2 separate regions of the Mus musculus genome follow, and region 1 is linked to region 2. Evidence: chromatin contacts called from ENCODE Hi-C or POLR2A ChIA-PET data. All regions are on one chromosome and are shown on one strand. The core of a region is the stretch at or near the end of the contact, and the rest is flanking DNA. Distances in the headings are between cores, read along the strand shown.

Region 1 (3,654 bases), core at 678-3,177, 78 kb after region 2:
TCTGCCAGTCCTTGAAACTTCACGGAGCCGGAGCTAGACTTGGGGGCAGCCTGGAAGAGAAGGGAAAGGCTTTTAATCCCCATTGTCCGGCGCTCCTGTGCCTCCCTCTTAGAGGCTATGACTAACACGGTGCTCTGAAGACTTTAAAAGCTTGGAGTACTTGTACAGTTGAGTAAGAGTCCAAAGCCGTGTAAAGTAGACTGCCTTGAAGAAGCACGGTTTTAAAATGCAGCCTTTGGCTGAAAAAAAAAAAAAAAGCGTATATGTATATGTTAACCTCATCGGGAGAGAAAGAACAGCTACCTTTGAACAATCCTTGGCTTTATCACTCAAGGCAGAAATGTGTTGTGGGCGCTGCTGCGTCCTGTGTCCCGGGACGCCCGGGGTCATGGCCGCCAGACCCTCAGAGCTGTGGAAAAGCTGTCTCAGAGAAGTGTCACAAACAAGGGGAGGAAGAGGCAGGGGCGCTGCCTGCGTCTGAATGAAGCTAAAAATGGAAAACACGTGTGGTGCAGGAGCGGAACCCAGTCTGCCTTTTCCAAATGGGGAAAACTGAACTTTCCCACCAGCTCCCTAGCGAAGCAACTTTCAAAACAACTAGGTCCCCTCCCTCTGCCGCGCGCGCGCGCGCGTTCAGTCTCTTTCATCCTCCAGCAGGCAAGCCTGAGAGGGGTTGCATCCTGCCAGCATCCTTGAGTACCAGCCTTCCCGAGCTCCCATGGACCACAGGAAAAGAAAAATTGGGGAAGAGGGAAACACCCAGCAGTTTTGTTTGTTTTTTTAATCCGTGGGCATCTCGAGCCAGATAGAAAAATTAAAAACAAAACATATTAAAAAAAAAGTCAATAGAATTCCCTGAAGAGAATTCCTTTAGGAGCCCTCAGCCACAAATAGCACTTTCTATTTAAATGTGAAAGTGCATGAATTCCCAGAAGTCACTGAAGTGGCACAGTTTACTGTAACTAAAGTTATACAGAAGACTTGGGGATCCTCCTCTTATCTGCCCTCGGAAAAAGTCCTTTCCAAAGAGGAAAAGCAAGAAAGATAAAACAGCCTCTGCAACGTATTCCCACATAGACGCCGCAGATAAAAATTAGGAATAAGGATAACCATGTTAGAACGCGCGCTTGTGAAAATGTAAACACAGTACAGCGGGAGTCCCTCTCCGGAGCTGGTCTTTACAATTCGTCCCTAGATAGGACGCTCCGAGAAGGGGAAAGATGCTTACTTGTCCTTGTCCCGGGTACAACTTAAACTATCTCATTCTTATTTAGTTCCAACATGTAAGGTCATGTGGAACAAACGATGTTAAATACAAGTGAAAACCTAAGTCAACCCGGGATAGTTACAGTAATGTAAAGGCAGCGAGTGGCGAAGCGGACAAGAACCACTACTGAAATTTCAGTGAATTGACAATTATGTCTAGAACTGAAAGGGTTAATGATTCATACGGAGGAAAAAAGTCTTCTAAATGTTTGACAGTGCTCCGCGTACTAAAACAGAAGCGCTGGTTTCTACTGAGGCTTCATTCTTTTTTTTTTTTTAAAAGGGGGAGGGGGGAGAAAAGAAAAGTTAAAAAAAAAAGGAAGAAAGAAAAAGGGATAAAAGGTTTCAAATCGTATTAAAGACAGAATCTGGTTCCTTACCAAGGTCGTACCCACACGTTTTTCCAAGAGAAGATCCAACATCTGAGATAAGCCTCTCTCATGTCCACCCAGTCCACATCCTCCCGCGTCCCTGCCGGGCTGAGCAGTACTGACGCGCACCTCGGCGGTCCCTCCTTTTCTACGGCCGCGGGCCGGGCTCGCTCCGGGCGGACAGGTGCTGCGCGCTGCTCTTGCGTCTCCGCGACACTGGAGGGCCGAGTGTCACTGCAGCAGTGTCTGTGCGAGCGAGCGAGTGAGCGAGCGACTGACTACTCTTCCCCCTCCCTGCCCTGCCGCAGACTTCTTTACCAATACTGACGGTCTGATTCACTCCTACCAGCCGCCGCGATGGGGGCGTGGCCGCACCTGGCCAGCCCAGCCGTGCAGCGTGGGGTTCAGGGCTTCCCCCCACCGACTGCGACCCGCGGCAGCTTCCTCTGTTTGCAAATGGATTTCAACAAGGACTGGGAATCTTCTTACTTCCCTTTGCAGGCGCTTGCCCTCCATGTTTACCCACACTACGATTGTATTCTAAGTCCTCCGGATCGCTAGCTTCCTGTCGCGGCAGAGCGGGGCGGGGTGGGGGACTCCTCCTCAAAAGAAAACCCTAGTCACCTAAACTCGGTGTCTCAATTACAGGATCCGACGTACTTCGAAGGAAAGAGCTAAAGTATTTTGGCAGCACATGCAATACAATTTCGCTGTGTAGTCCTGGAGTCATTGCCAATGAAATAAATATTCTAAGGCGGTTCTCCTCTAGTATTAAACGTATAGGATTTCATTTCTCCTGCTAACTGAATACATTCAGCTTAGGTAGACCTAACTTCCTCCTTTCGACCATTTGGAAATAGGGAAACAGGAAAAAGTTATAATCATATATACTGGTTTTGTTGTCCCTGCCTCTCATGCCCAAACCCACAGCCAGGCTTCCGAGCGTGTGCGTACAATGGAGAGTAGGAATGCTTCCCAGTTAAAAAGGGGATGTTGGGCTGGGGGCAGTGAGTGGAAAGCTGTTGGAGGCAGTAATTAGTGGGGCTCGTTCTGAGCCTGGCCGGCTTTTCCTTCAGCCCCAGTCTGTCTTCTGGAGAAGGAAGGACATCCTGTGATGATGGCATACAATGTCCTGTTTGTTTATTATTAAGAGCGTGGACCTTGCATTCCTGCTTCTCATTACAAAACAAACCAGATGCGGTACTTCCTTCAATGGTCTTTTGCCTTCAGCAGGGATCCTCCAATTCACAGAAACAATGCTGCTAAGGGCCCATTTATAGCCAGCATCCCATCACAGCGACTTTTTAGATCACAGAAACTCAAGTCTTCCCCTTATCTTGCTTGCCTCATCGCAGGTTCCCCTCACCCCCACCCCCATTTTTAAAAATCATCTCTCCCAAAAGTTTACGATGTGGTATCTTTTCTAGTATTCTAAACACACGGGGCATACACACCCACCCACATCCAGATCCACACCCACATTCACACACCCAGACCCAACCTAATGATACCAACTTAGTCATACAATGAAGTGGACATTTGAGTATTTGTTTACAGGAAGAAATGAAACACAGCAAAACAAAAGCCCAACTCAATCATAAAGACAGGCTTGTTCTTCTGTTTTCCTTTCAAGAAACTTTCCCAGAAAAATTTTTTTGGGGGGGAGGGGTGTGTGGAAGGTATCACAGAAAATGATATGTGCATCTAAAAAATCCTTCTACAATTTATGTAGTTCGGAACAATCAAATTTATACCGGGGACAAGAGTAGAATACACTGGGGGGGGGGGGGGGGGTTGTAGGTCCACCTGTTATTTCATTTTCTGCCAGAGGGGGCGCTAGCACCAAGAAGAAACAGGCTGTTAGCTTGCTCTTGTGCCAGGGCTATATACAGAGAAACCCTGTCTCCAAAAACCAAAAAAAAAAAAAAAAAAAAAACCCAAAAAAACCAAACCAAAACAAAACAAAAAAACCCGAATGAACAATTCTTAAGAGTTCTCAGAAAGGTCCAAGTGATAA
Region 2 (3,781 bases), core at 394-2,893:
AGAAAGCACCTGGCAGTTTGTACCCCATAAATGCTGGTTGTTCTAGGCAGAGGATGTAACTCAGTTGGTATGTGCTTGCTTGGCATTCATAAAGCTCTGGGTTCCATTCCCAGCACCACATAAAACAAGGTGCTATGGCTTCTTCTACCTGTGATCCCGTTTTGGGAGGCTCTGTAGCCGAGGCCAAGTTTAAGGCCAACTTGGCATACATGAGACCCTGTCTTGAAAAACCAAACAAATCCATAACGTTTGGTTGTCATTGTCCTTGCTTCATGTTCTTGTCAACTACATGTTGAATATCCTCACCTCACTCCCAAAATACACTGACACACACAGACACAGATACACACAAACACACACATACACACAGATACACTCTCACACACTCACACAGATATACACAGTGACACACACAGACACACTAACACACATTCACATACATGCACACTGATACACAGATACTGACACACATACACACTGACACACACACACACATAGAGATACACTCAAACAGACATACTCACACAGAGACACACAAACACTCTCACAAACACACACACACACACACACACACACACACACACACCACCACCACCACCACCTCAGTCTCCTTCAGTGTCTGCCTACCCTCCATCATCTTCAGTTTTTCCTGCAACCTTTGATCTCAAGCTGTCCTCTGAAGTCTGTGTCTGTCCGACCTGACAGATGAGGCTAAGCCTGGCCCTCTTGCAAGCTGGCCTGTGCCAGAGTTGTCTAGGCAATGTTTGTTGCTTTTTAATGATAAGTATAACTTCTGGGGAGTGCTAATTTTAAAAACTTTTTAAAGGTCAATGCCATACTTCTGTTGAGCCAGCTCACCTGGAGATTGGCTTTAGTGATGGGATTCTCTGCTTTGGCTCTGCTATGCTGTTCTCAAGCCCACACACTGGACCTTCTTGGTCCAGTTGTCCATGTTTCCATAGTTGACCAAATTGTTTACCCTAATTCCCCCACAGTTAAGAAAATTCTGTGACATTGTCAAGAAAGCCATTGTCCATTTAAAAGGTCATTCATCTTTTTAAAGGTCTCGTTCATCTCATTCATCTTTTTCTCTCATTCATCTTCCATTGGTATTTTCTGCCTGTGTTCACTGTCTGCGCAACAGCGTGGCTGTTCAGCGCTCTCCATATGGACCTTTGATCCCTCCCAGATTGCAGATTTCTGGAGACCAAAGCCAGAGAGCTTGGTACCACTCCTGAGGTGAAGGGCAGAACGGGCGCAGCCTGTCTGAGGACTCTCGAGAGGGTTCTGCCAAGCACATGGCTCTCTACTTTTCTCCTCTGTTATTTCCAGAAAGTCTCACAAACTCCTTCCATCTCAATTCGGGCCTTCTTCAACAAGCAGAGACAGATTTAAGGTGAGGGACTTCTCCGGCTGGCCCTGCAGCCGGGGTCTGAAAGTGACGTGTCAGGCAGGGGTTGGGGCGTGGTTGGCCTCCACCCTCGGCTGGAAAAGGACATTTTTTTTTTTCAAGGAGAAGGTCTTGTCTCTGTGTCTACCTCATCGCAATCCTCTTTGTCTGGTTTCTTCCTCCTACCCAGTCTCCTTTGCCTGCCTTCCCCTTTCCCTGACTGACTTCCAGGCTACCCCTCCCCCAGCCTGTCTTCGTGCCTTCCTCCTTACACTCGCCTGATCCTCTGTGCGTCTGGTCGGTTTCTGTTCCCTCTTGTTCTTTTTCTTTCACTTTCCGCCGCCCACCCGTCATTTTTAACAGTGTCATCATGACTTACAGTGTGGGAACATGGAACTCAGCGTCTCCCACATTACACAGCCATCTCCGGATTCCATGTGACCAGCACTCTTGCCCTTCGCTATGAGGGCAGAATTGATGCCCCACCACTTCCCAGCTGCCAAGGCCCAACTCTCTCTGAGTCTCTGCTTCCTGCTCACTGCAGAGGAGGGCAAGGCTAGAGCGGGAGGATGGGGCAGCTGCTCGTACAACTGCGAGCGGAGGTTTCTAGTACTGACATATATGACTATCTTCATAATCGACAGAGCTCAGCTGAAACATCCAAGTCAAACGAATAGCAGGGTCTCAGTCATACACAGAAAGCACTCTTCCCTTTTTCTTCCCTCAGCCCCACACATGCAGGCTTGTGCAATCAGTTCTTATATAAAGATCTGCTTGAAGTCAGGCCTGGGGTTTCTCGGAGGCATTATACCCCCCTTTCAAAGGTCAGGGTTCACTCAGAGCAGCTAGAGTAACCTGGATGTTAAGAGTTGGGAGGGGAGGCACCTCGAGGTTTCCGGGAATAGGACCTTCTTAGACTCTGTTTCACAATGCAAAGAATGGTTTGTATGTCTCACATGCAAACCAGATTTGTTGATCTGAGTGGCAATGTCCCTTTGCAACTGTGACCAAGGATGGAAATTAAGCCTGTCTCTGTCTCAGAGGCTGGGCTTCTGCCAAGCACTCCGTTTACTGCTGGTTTGCTACCTTAACCCTTGGCAGCAGCCCGGGGCTCTGCTTGCAGCCAGCACCCAGCCAACACAGTGAAAGTGATCTTTGCATTGAGCTGTCTGCCTACAGGTCTCTACAGGCATCTCCTGCCCTGGCCTGTCTGCAGAGCCAGAGAGGCTGGCTGACAGGAAAGTGAGCCAAGGCTCCTGGCAACGTTCCAAGTCCCAGAAAGGAACTGCACCTAATCCAGCATCCTCTTCCTTTTTTTTTTTTTTTTTTTTTTTTTTCAGGTGCAAGTGGTTAAAATTCACAGTCATGGTTCCACTGAGTGGAGAAGCTTCACTCCCAACACAGCAGGGCCGGTCCGGCGCTGGGGCCCAGTTAAAGGTGATTAAGCTGTTTAGAACAGAACGGATGCTCAAAAAAGGGGCCTCCAGCCACGTTCCTCTCTGTTCTGCTGTAGGATGCTGGACACAAAGGCCCTCGGCAGCTGCCACCCCTCAGTCTCGAACTTGCCTAGAACCCTGAGCAGAGACATAGTCGGTTCACTATCCGGTACCGACCGGTTCTGGTATTCTGTGACAGTGGTAAGCGAAACGAAGCCACCTCCCATGGGCGCACCCTCCCACGACACCTGCAAGAGAGCAGCCACAAAGCATGAGGCTGCTGGTCCGTAAAGACCTCGAAGTGGCCTCAGAGGCCCAGTTCGGGTACTGAGAAAGTATTGATGTTTATGGACTATGCAAAGATGGTCTGAAGAAAAGGGAAAATACAGCAGAGATCTTCCTACATAGGAATGCAGTTTCAAAACACAATTTGAAAAGAACTATTTCTAGGGGCTGAAGAGGTGGCTCAGCAGTTAAGAACACTGGGAGCAACTCCAGAAGACCCAGGTTCAATTCTCAGTGCCCACATGGCAGCTCACAACTGTTTATAACTCCAGGTCCAGGAGATCAAACACCCTTCCAAATACATAATGTAGGCAAAACACCAATGCACATAAAATTGAAAGAAAGAAAGAAAGAAAGAAAGAAAGAAGGAAAGAGAGAGAGAGAGAGAGAAAGAGAAAGAAAGAGAGAAAGAGAAAGAGAGAAAGAGAGAAAGAAGAAAATAAATCCGGGTAACGGTGGCACATGCCCTTAATCCCAGCACTCGGGAGGTAGAGGCAGGGGAATCTCTGTAAATTTCAGAATAGCCAGAGCTGCACAGAGAAACCCTGACTCAAAAAAAAAAAAAAAAAAAAAAAAAAAAAAGAAAGAAAAAAAAAAGAAAAAGAAAAGAAAAAGGAAAAGGAAAAGGAAGGAAGGGAGGAGGAAGCGGAGGGGAACTAGTTCTATAAAA

The links. Hi-C counts contacts between places; a loop is a spot of excess contacts on that map. ChIA-PET counts read pairs that join two places held with the same protein, here RNA polymerase II (POLR2A).
Region 1: a loop to region 2 is called in a map of T-helper 1 cell, with 2.9 times the contacts of the local background. The contact joins the promoter of Prdm1 here to the enhancer-like site in region 2. A Hi-C loop is called at or near these places in 9 of 37 maps with a recorded cell type or tissue (CH12.LX, T-helper 1 cell, T-helper 17 cell and 5 more). POLR2A ChIA-PET finds 5 or more read pairs at or near these places in 2 of 5 experiments (both embryonic stem cell).

Annotation. Positions count from the first base shown.
Region 1 is chr10:44,456,821-44,460,474 of GRCm38, forward strand. Prdm1 (PR domain containing 1, with ZNF domain) reads right to left here and starts at 1,928. Exons shown (of 7, transcript NM_007548.4): 1 at 1,647-1,928; 2 at 1-50. The coding sequence starts at 1,688.
Region 2 is chr10:44,379,013-44,382,793 of GRCm38, forward strand. No RefSeq gene overlaps it. Among named protein-coding and RNA genes, the nearest start is that of Mir1929, 21 kb to the left of the region's middle. Within about 2 kb of position 1,644, at least 1 of the 3 ENCODE cell types and tissues checked has a DNase peak (open chromatin) inside an H3K27ac peak, as active enhancers do; it is heart, where a contact is called at or near this core.